2 separate regions of the Homo sapiens genome follow, and region 2 is linked to region 1. A link is a contact called in ENCODE Hi-C or POLR2A ChIA-PET data. All regions are on one chromosome and are shown on one strand. Each heading gives the region's core, a stretch centred on a gene start or an enhancer-like site at or near the end of the contact. The rest is flanking DNA. Distances are from core to core; before and after follow the strand shown. Region 1 overlaps KDM4B (lysine demethylase 4B). Region 2 overlaps KDM4B (lysine demethylase 4B).

Region 1 (5,144 bases), core at 1,085-3,584:
TATATATATAAATTATATATGTATGTATAATTAAGATGGATTTTGGCCGGACATGATGGCTTCACGCCTATAATCTCAGCCCTTTGGGAGGCTGAGGCGGGAGGATCTCTTGAGCCCAGGAGGTCAAGGCATCCCTGAGCTATGATTGCACCACTGCACTCGAGCCTGGGCAACAGAGTGAGGACCCGTCTCAAAGAAAAAAAATGAATTTCACCTGTTTCATTTTACCCACCCTCCCCCGCCCGCCGCCCCGGCCCACCCTTTTATAGAGACAGGGTCTTAATATGTTGGCCAGGCTGGTCTGGAACTCCTGGGCTCAAGTGATCCACCCACCTCGGCCTCGAAAAGTGCTGGGATTACAGGCGCGAGCCACCACAGCACACCACCTCTTTTTGCTTTTTTCTCCTGGCTACTGGGAAAATGGAGGCAGCATAGGTGGCCTGTGTGACATCTCTCCTGGCCACGCCGGTCTGGACGAATGAGCTAACCTTTATTTTTCTGGCTGTTTCTCTGCCTTCAATCCAGTTTAGAAAAAGAACAGGGGTCTACAGCAGGGAAGGCTTGAGAGATGCCCCCAGGACTCAGTTCAGAAAGTCTCGAATGTCTCTAGTGAAGACTCTGGGCTTAGCTAAAGGAAGAGAGATCCAGAAGTTGGGATTTCAGCTTTTTGATCTAAAGGAGTAGTTAAGTATCTCAGGGCTGTTGCTGTGTTGAAAGGGCATGTGTCTGTGTGTTTGTGCTGCCGTGAGGACACCACGGGTGTTGTGACCAGCCCAGCAGCAGATTGAGCTGTAAGCCCCAGGCCTCGGGCTTGTCCTGGAGGTGCTGTCGGAGCTGAAACTGCAGCGGGGCGGTGGGGACTGCCCAGATATTAAAAGCAATTTGGGGTTCAGCCATGTGTTCACAAACAAGTTGGCATTTGGGAAGTGCAGACTTAGATTGGGCTCCACGCTTCCATTGTCAGGCGGCGTAGCAAGTGGCGTGCAGCGCTCGAAACACACCAGGGGTTCCAGGCAGGCGCCCAGGGCCTGGGCTTCCTCCTGGACCCCCCAGCCCCGCTGTCCCAGCCCCTGCTCAGGCACCCCTGGTGTAGTCAGGCCTGGCCTGGGCGGCGAGGGCCTTACGCAGGGAGTGTCATTAGCCACAAGGCCTCTGTGGCCGTCGGGGGGGTCGGTGGCTCTCAGGCTTCTTGGCGGGGCAGCCGGCCCCTGACTCTGGCAGGGTTTTCTCTCCCATAAGCAGCCCAGGCTGGAGAGTCTGTTAGAGCATCTCGCCGCACAGATGACAGAGGAGTGTTAGAAGGCAGGGAAACGGCCCAGGTCAGGTGGGGCTCGGGCCTTGTTCAGATCTTGTGTGCAGCCAGATTGGAGAGAAGGGGCAGCCCAGAACCCCCCTTTTCTGGTGTCCCTCTGGCCGGCCCAGCTCCCCTGTCCCATTTGCGTTTCGGGCCACTTTGTTTTGAGCACATTCTTCAGAAGAGAGCCAAAGAGGAGGCTTTCCACCCCCTCGATTTGCTTAGAGACATTTTTGCTTGTTGGCTGTTCACCTTCCTTGACCGCTAGGGACCCCTGCCCCCCCCCACCCCGTTGTCCCCTTTCTGTCATTTTTGTGCTCAGGAGCTGACAGGTGAAAAGCCACCCTCCTGCCCTGGCCGGGCCCTGTGAATTTTGGGTGTCTGTGTTCACGGGTTGGCAAGCTAGGGCTCGGATCTGGTAGGCCGACGCTGTGCCGTCTGCAAACTGAGCAGGGGGTTTACGTCTTCACAGGGTTGTGGGAGGAGGGCAATTAAAAGGATGTGTGACCTGTGACAGCCGGACGAAACTGAAATCTCACCCACAAATGAGCAGCCTGTGCACAGAGCCACACTCTGGCATGGAGGTGGCGTCTGCGTCTGCTTCGCCCCGCGGAGTTGAGTAGTTCCGAAAAGCCAAGAGGCGTGTGCTGCCTGGCCCTTGCAGGGGAAGCCTGTCTCCCCGTCTACAGATGCCAGCGGGGTTGCACAGCTCGCAGGACAGCCACCTCCTCCCCCCCCCAGCCCCCAGGGCCTCTGTGGGCAGAGGGGCTGCTCCGAAAGCAGGTTGGCCCCCACCGCCTCACCACACCTCGAGCCAGTGCAGCTCCCTCTGGAGTTCCGGATGGGCCTGCAGCAGCTACAGCCGTGAGCAGGCCAGACCACTGCCACAGATGTGCTGCCACCTGCCTGCGGAGCATCCCTGGCTGCCCCATGGCAGGCAGGAGGCCCAGCCCTCAGCCCAGGTCTGCCCCCACAGGGCAGAGCTCTCCAAGGTTCCCCCGGCTGTAAAATCCCAGAGAAATACGATCTCCCTGCAGCAGGTGGCTTACCTACTTACACAGCCTTGGACCAGAGCCTCCGGGTGGAGCTTCCAGGGCCCTGCGCGCACACACAGGAGGCAGCCTGGGGCTCTCCCCTCCCGTCTTCTGCAGAGCAGGGCTGGCGCCTGCCTGAGCTCACAGGTGGGATGGAGCAGCCCAGGCCGGCACTTGTGGCCTAAACACGGCCTCATTCACTCCCCATCAGCAGAATGCCGTGGGCACACGGAGGCCATTGTCAAGGAGGGGGTGGGATTTATTCCCGTGGGTGTCTTTCCTTTCTAGCTGGTCTGTGGGCATTCACCCTTGCCACCTGTCTGTGCAGCCAGTGACATAGTCATTGCCCCTCGGGGCAGGAGGAGGCCTGGTGGCCCTGTGTGTCTGTGTGGGGGAGGTACGGCTGTGTCCCCACCCCCGGCTCTCCACTCCTGCTCATCCCCTATGAAACCTGGTGTCATGGACCTGCTCCCCTCGGGGCTGGTGACCTTTGGACCCCAGTGGTGACAACCACAGAGGTCCCCAGACATCACCTGCAGCGTCCCTTGGAGGCAGGATTGGCCCCAGTGAGAGCTGCTGCCCAGGGCCACTTCCGAGGTCAGTCATCTCTTTCTGGGGGGTGGGGTAGGTAGTGCCAGTGTCATTTTTGACTCCCCTGCTGGTGTGGCCTTCTAGGCCCAGGTTTCCCAGCATCTCCCCTCTCCTGCTGAGGGCCCCCATCTCTGAGTATTCCATTTGAGCTGCTCATCTCTGTGCCACTTTTTCCCAACTTAAGGCGGCTGAGCTCTGCAGCGGTCTGCAGCCTCGGTGTGCGACGTTTCTTAAGCACACAGGTGTTAAGTATCTCAGAGCCATGAAACTCTCTGCCTTGCCTGACAGACTCCCACCTTGAGGATGGACCCTGGCTTTGGGGCTGGGATTTCATTCACTGCACTCGAGTCTCTGGACGGGGGCTGGGCTGTTCGGAGGGTTTGGGGAGTGAGGGCACCGGGCAGCACAGGTTTAAGTCTCCTGTGTAGGAATCTCACGTCTTTCGGGAGCTAAATGCCAGGCAGGAGGTTGCTTTCCCCTCAGAAACTAGAAGTTCTTATCCAACCTGCTCTTCACGCCCACCTGTGGGGAGAGAAGCCCATTCCTTGTGTTCACTGCCTGCCGGAGAGCAGGAGGGAGCCTGTTTCCTCGTGGGCGGGATGTGCCCCCCGACTCGGGTAGGCCCGAGCATCTGAGGGCCCCCAAGGGCCCATCGTTTTCAGGGTGACCGTCCACACCTGCAGGGGCAGGGAGTCGGCGGCTTAGCTTCCTCTGGAGCACGGTTCCATCAGCCAGATGCGCTCACATCCAGCTCTTAGCGGCTCCTGCAAAAACTCGCTCTGATCAAAGGGAGGTGAGTGTAAAAATGCGGCCCGGGCTTTGTCTCCAACTCCCCCCGTGATTCCTGGACCACGCAGGCCATATCACTCGGACACCACGGATACAAACCCTCACTCCCCTGGCCCCTAGAGCTGAGCAGAGCGCTGGGTTCGACTTCCATCTAGAGCAGAGGTCGATGGGGGGGAGGTTGCCCCTGCCCACAGCTCCACCCGTGATAAGTAGGCAGGCTTTTCCATAATTAATCAAAACCTAGGCCGTTCATCTGTGGGCCAGGGCTGAGCAGAGACCACCGGAGTCCCTGAGGGGGCCCCTGAGGCTGCAGGGGACAGGCCAGGCCCCCCCCCTCCCCCCCCCCGCAAAAGAGCAGGTTGTGGTTATAGGGGCAGGATGACAGTGGGAGATTTTGACATCCTCAAGAGGCAGAGGAGCAGGACGCCCCTGCCAGCTTCATCCGCACATCCCTTGGGGCAGATACAGAAGGAAGAATGTGCATTGTTGGAAACTGGGGAATACGGTAAACAAAGAGAAGTGGGAGCTGACCTTACCATCTCTGCCATCCGCTCAGCCATGAGAAGGAGCAAGGCCCAGCGTGGGTGAACCCTGAGGACACCCCGCTCAGTGAGAGAAGCCAGACCCAGAGGCTACACCGTGCGAGACCCCATTTCTATGAAATGTCCGGGACAAGCCAGTGCTCAGAGGCAGGAAGGGATGCTTGGGTGTGGGGGCTGGAGGGTGACAACGGATGGGGACGGGTTTTCTTTGGAGGATGAAAATGCTCTACCTTTGATGGCGAAGATGGTCTCCCCACTCTGTGAATACACAAGCTCCTGCGTCGCACACCTGGTGAATTGTAGGGCACACGAATCTCACTGAAACTGTCCAGAAACATCCTTCCCCCAGATCAGCTCTCAGCAAATCAGGAACAGTAATCCAGAATAAAAACTGGGCAGCCTTTCTGGAAGGCCGTCTGCCATGGGTTACACATGTGTCTCCTGTGGCCTAGCGGTTCTGTCTCTGGAACACGTGCATACCGGTTCCATGTCTAGGGATATCTGTAGCCCCGTTTGTTGTAGTGGAAAGTTCTATGACCAGGGGATGGGTTGAACCAGTGGAATGTTATGCAGCTGTGAAAATGGGTTTGCTCCATGAGGTTTGCTCTGTATCTTTGGGCATGGAGAGATGAGCGCGACAACTTTAAGGGAAAAAATAGGCTGTGGACTGGGACTCTTGTGATTCCCGTTTTTTGTGGGGATGTGGTTCTTGAACTGGGAAAGGGAGATTTGCCCAAGTATTGGTTGATATTAGTTTGATGTCATGGAATTTGGGATACCTTAAAAATATGCACTAACTTCTCAATATGGTTCTGTCTTTTTTTGTACTAAAAAAAAAAAAACCCACATACTCCTCTTTCCATAGTCAGAGGGGTGTAGCTCTGGGGAGGGAAG
Region 2 (5,144 bases), core at 1,015-3,514, 39 kb before region 1:
AGGGACTCTGCAGCCGCACGCAGGCTGTGCCAGCCCAGGCCGACCTGCCACAGGTGCCAGGGGAAGCTTCAGGGCTTCCTTGCCATGTGTTTGCCATGCCTAGCCTATGCACTAGCCTACTTTTACAGCGGGGGAAACAGCCCACAGCAGAGAAGCGACTTGCTGTGGTCCCAGGATGAATTTGCGCCCAGCTCAGCCTGTGCCTGGGGCCTCCCTCTGCCCCATCTGGGTCTCATCACTGCCTCCCTCCTCACCTCTTCTGGGCTCCTGCCAGGGCTCACCTTGCAAAGGAACCGCTGGTCTTGCCAAGTCTGAGGGCCGGTCGTGCAGGTGCAGGAACAGCTGGTGGGGGGTGGATTCAGGCTGTGAGAGCAGCTCACGTTCATGTGTGTCTGGGCTCCTCTCGGCCTCTCAGCAGGCCATGAGCCTCTCCGGGGACTGCAGTGACTAATGTGTATTTTATGAGCTCTTGGGACAGGACGGGGTTTGTTTGCTTGTGGCATTAAGAATAGATGTGCCTGGTGGGTGGGGATTCCGTCCTTGTTTGCCTAGTTCTGAAAACTGTCTTCGTCTCCTCGGTCAGAAGCTGTGGAAGGGCTGTCACTGGGCCTTGGCTCCGGTACCATCGCTGGGTTAGCCCCAAGTGGTGACTGTTTTTCTCCTTCCGTGTCATTGACTTAGAGGCGTGTTAATTATGCACTCCCAAACTGCAGGCTTCACAACAAGGCCTCCACCCAGCAGGAAGCACGCAGCTCAGTGGAATCTGACAGGCCCTGCCTGCCTGGTGCACGCTGGCATGTGCGATGGGGCCCTTCCTGGAAGGGCCAAGCTGGCGGTGAGCCCTTCAGAAAAGGTGTCTGGGCTGGGTATGGCGGCTCATGCCTGCAGCCCCAGCGCTTGGAGGGGCCAAAGTGGGAGGGACCATTGAGCCCAGGAGTTCGAGACCAGCCTGGGCAACAGAGTGAGACTTCATCTCTACACAGAAAAAAGTAAAAATTAGCCAGGTGTGGTTTCTCACGCCTATAGCCTATAGTCCCAGGTACTCAGGAGACTGAGGCTGGAGGATTACCTGAGCCTGGGAGGTTGAGGCTGCAGTGAGCTATGATTCTGCCACTGCACTCCAGCCTGGGCAAGAATCTCACACAGGTTAAGACCAGCCCCTGGTCTGCAGGGTATGACCGGCCCCTGGGGGGGCCGCAGATACTGGGGTGGAGGAGGATGGGCAGCGACCCCTGGGACTCTGGGGAGAATTAGCCTGCACCCCAGGGCTCGCAGGTTCTGGGGGTGGCCGGGCGGTTGCCGACGCTGCTCTGCCGCCCCACAGGACGTGGCCCAGTGGAACATCGGGAGCCTCCGGACCATCCTGGACATGGTGGAGCGCGAGTGCGGCACCATCATCGAGGGCGTGAACACGCCCTACCTGTACTTCGGCATGTGGAAGACCACCTTCGCCTGGCACACCGAGGACATGGACCTGTACAGCATCAACTACCTGCACTTTGGGGAGCCTAAGTCCTGGTGAGTGTCTGCACTGGCCCTGCCGCCGGCCGGACCGAGAGCCCCTCGGGAGGGAGTCAATCCCGGGTACACGGCTGGGCGCCGTGGCAGGGGCCCCACCAGGTGAGGCCGCAAAGGTCGGCCTATGACGGCTGGAGATCTTCCGGACCGCCTGGGGTCACCCACCAGCTTTGGGGTGGGGGATGTGCACCCCCAGAGCCGAAGCTCCCAGGCCCCTAGAGCTTGCGCTTTGTACCCCGGAGTGCCCCCCATTGAGCTGTGAGCGGCCCCAGGTGTCCCCATGGCCAGGAGCGTGGTCTTGAGCCTCCTGAGCTGCCCAGGCTGTGCTGCCTCACAGCCAAGTGGAGACGTTCCTGGTGAAGGGACACTGTCCATGCTGCCCAGAGGGGCCTGGCCAGGATGACCCTGCAGCCGCTCCCTCGCAGTCTCCGCCCTGGCACGTCTGGGCCAGGCCCTACAGTTAGGAGGGCAGGGCGTGGCGCTGCAGGCCTGTGTGCAGTGTGGTGGACCTGCCCCTGCCCGGGAGGTGCCGGGTGCAGCGTGGGCGCTGCTGTGGCGGGCTGAGTTCCAGGACCTTCTCCTGGCTCCCTGTGCACGTCGCAGCGAGGCCGTGTGGGGGTGTGTGTGAATGTGCACGTGTGCGCGCGCATGTGAGTGCGCACGTGAGTGAGTGTGAGTATGCATGCGTGTGTGTGCCCCTGTGTCACCGGGCTCTGCTTGTGACTGCGGAACCTGCTGGGTGCTCCGCGGGGCTGCCCTGCACTGTCCTCCAAGGGCCGCTAGGTGGCGCTCCCGCCCTTCCCGGGGCCGCGCTCATGCCTGGAATCTTCCCAGGCCGTCCTCGCGCTGGAGGAGGACGGAGCCTTTGCCTGGAGGGCGTGGGAGCTCCGCCTTGCCTGGCCCTTCCCTGGGTTGGAGTTGTAAGCGGGGAGAGGGGGGGGCGGGGGAGAATGCTGTACCTCTTCGTTAAAAAAAAGCACAATGAGCAGGAAGGGGCGAGCTGTGCGCATCCTCACCTGCGTCCGAAGCGCAGATGGAGCCCAAGGGAAAGGCCCTGTAGAGGACCCCGTGTGACTTGGGGCAAAGCGTGGCCTCCCAGGGGTGCGTGGGCAGCGGGACGCCCATGGTGTGACCGGGTTTGTGCCTCCATAGGGACCGTCTGCCCTGTGCAGAGAGCCCCTGTGGGGCGGGAAGTGGCGAGCAGCCGGCAAGGAGGCCCAGCCAGACAGAAGCAGGGGGGTCAGGGACATGGGAGGTGGGGGACCAGCCAGTGAGTCAGACGTGAGGACTTCAGTGCCAAGGACTGCAGTGCCAGCAGCTCGGTCTCCTGTGAGGGGCCCCGGGGGTTGCTGGCTGTCGTGGGAGCCTGGGCTGGGGGAGACCCTGGGGCTGGGGCTGCTATGGGTCAGATGCCAGGGCCGGGGGTGCCTGCTGCTAGGTCAGAGGGGCCTCTGCGGGAGGAGGCGACAGTGGCTCCCTGGAGGCGGCAGTGGGGCCCGGCCACAGGCCGTCGGAGGGACTGACAGGGATGCGCCAGGAGCCGAGGGCCTCTCCTGAGCTGGTTCATCCAGGACGCAGCCTCTGAGGGCATCCCGCACCTCTCCCCGAATGCCCCTCACTGCACCCCTCCTCTGCTTCGCCTGGTGCCGCAGGCGTCCAGCTGCCACTCCCATGTCTACCCTTCCCCATGACCCGTCGTGGGAGATGGCTCAGGGGAGACAGCTGGGGCGGGGCAGCGTTGAGTAGGCAACAGTTCTTTCGGGAAGGGAATTCCGGAAGCGCCCTGACCTTGGTCTTGGTTTTTGCCCAGGAAGGGGTGGGGATGGCAGGGGTGGGGCCTGGCATGAGGGGCCTGAGAGGAGCCACAGTGTAGGCTCTAGCTGCAGGGCATGCCCTCAACCCCCCAGAGCTCCCCACTCGCCCCCACAGTCAGCTCAGCCTGCTTAGCACGCAGGGCCCCTTCCCTGCTCTCTCACCAGGGCTGAGGCGGGGCCCCAGATGTTCCCACGACACCCCATGCCTGCGACAGGCATAGACCAGGTGACCCCAGCATTAGCCAACGTCTACTACGGGCTATCAGTCCTCCCCAGCAGATGGTAGGGGCCCTGGTCACCCCGTGTCCCAGCTCCCAGCAGGGGCCTGGCACAGAGAGGCTTGGTGACTTGCCGGAGCCTCTTGGATCCTCACTGTGTGCTGTGGGAGCTGACTACCCCTCCAGGCTGCCCTCCCAACTTGCAGGGGGGTGGGGACAAGGTAACTGGAAAGAGTGTCTGGCCTCTGGTCCCTGGGCTGGGGTTCAGGAAGCTACTCAGGCCCCTGGGAGATGCTTCCCCCCTCTCCCTTCCTCGGGCCCTTGGGGTAGGTAGGGCTCCCAGCCAAGAGATCACCAAGGCTGCGCCCCGTCTGTCTCCCTCATTACACTGTTCCGCTTGCATCTGCAGCCGCTTAATTGCAACCATTTCAGAGTATTCCAGTGGGATTTTAAAGAAAGTGTCAATGTACTCAGGTTTACAGCATTTTATTAAAGCTTTCTGGGTCTGTTGCTACTTTGGTAGCTTGATTTGTGTGTCAAAGTGACGTGAACAGCCTGGTGTCAATAACAGGCAGAAACATGCTTCAAAAGGCTGGCTTCTGTGGTGCTCTCAGGCAGCGGGGCTAAGAATATCTGAAGAGACTGAGCGCCTCAAAATCTCTTTGGCAATGCGGATTGAAACCAGAGCCAGCACCTGCAACTTCCCCCCGCCAACTTCCCGCAGCCCCTTCTGTCACCCAGGCCGGGGGGGCCGGAGTGCAGGTGGGTGTGGGGAGGGTCCGAGCTTTCCACTTGACCCTGTATTCCAGGGTCTTCCTGGGTGGGGTGGTGGCCTGGGGTCGGTGTCCTGAAGGCTGTGCCCCATAGAAGCCACTGTCCCAGGCCACACTCCTTGCCATAGATCAAGACTCTCCTGGGGCCAGGCGCGGTGGTTTGCGCCTGTAATCCCAGCACTTTGGGAGGCTGAGGCGGTTGGATCATGAGGTCAGGAAATCGAGACCATCTTGGCTAACACGGTGAAACCCCGTCTCTACTAAAAATACAAAAAATGAGCCGGGTGTGGTGGCAGGTGCCTATAATCCCAGCTACTCGGGAGGCTGAGGCAGGAGAATGGTGTGAACCCAGGAGGCGGAGCTTGCAGTGAGCGGAGATCACACCCCTGCACTCCAGCCTGGGCGACAGAGTGAGACTCCGTCTCAAAATAAATAAAAAATAAATAAATAAAAAGACCCTCCTGGAACCTGGGGTGGGGGTGGTTTAGCCGAGCTGACCCTCCAAGGCCGGTCCTGCGGCTGTTCCCCTCCAGGCATCCCCTCCCCAACCTGCACCTGTGGCAGCCCCTGCAGGGCCCACCCTCCTGAGCCGCCCGGGCCAGGCACGAAACACAGGCGTCGCCACGAGGCTGAGCGCAGTGTCGCCAGCAGCATCACATGCCACATGCCCCTAGAAGAGAGTTCCAGGCCGGGGTGGGAGGATGTTGGGTCTCGGCCAGCCCTGAGAGAGTTGCTGGTCCCAGGGCACTTCTGGGTCATTCGGATTGTGCTGTGCACCCCAAAGAAGAGAGTGGAGTGGCCATCCCCCCTCGAGGGCCCTG

The links. Hi-C counts contacts between places; a loop is a spot of excess contacts on that map. ChIA-PET counts read pairs that join two places held with the same protein, here RNA polymerase II (POLR2A). Pooled maps may share reads with other maps.
Region 2: a loop to region 1 is called in a map of gastrocnemius medialis, with 7 times the contacts of the local background. The contact joins two enhancer-like sites. A Hi-C loop is called at or near these places in 4 of 168 maps with a recorded cell type or tissue (breast epithelium, gastrocnemius medialis, lower leg skin and 1 more) and 3 of 50 pooled maps. POLR2A ChIA-PET finds 5 or more read pairs at or near these places in 3 of 52 experiments (K562, SK-N-SH and WTC11).

Annotation. Positions count from the first base shown.
Region 1 is chr19:5,084,622-5,089,765 of GRCh38, forward strand. All of the region lies in intron 9 of KDM4B (lysine demethylase 4B), which reads left to right. Among named protein-coding and RNA genes, the nearest start is that of PTPRS-AS1, 91 kb to the right of the region's middle. RefSeq lists a silencer at 2,657-2,951. Within about 2 kb of position 2,335, at least 3 of the 41 ENCODE cell types and tissues checked have a DNase peak (open chromatin) inside an H3K27ac peak, as active enhancers do.
Region 2 is chr19:5,046,152-5,051,295 of GRCh38, forward strand. It overlaps KDM4B (lysine demethylase 4B), which reads left to right. Exons shown (of 23, transcript NM_015015.3): 6 at 1,325-1,518. Among named protein-coding and RNA genes, the nearest start is that of KDM4B, 80 kb to the left of the region's middle. RefSeq lists enhancers at 463-1,266, 2,760-3,362. Within about 2 kb of position 2,265, at least 9 of the 41 ENCODE cell types and tissues checked have a DNase peak (open chromatin) inside an H3K27ac peak, as active enhancers do.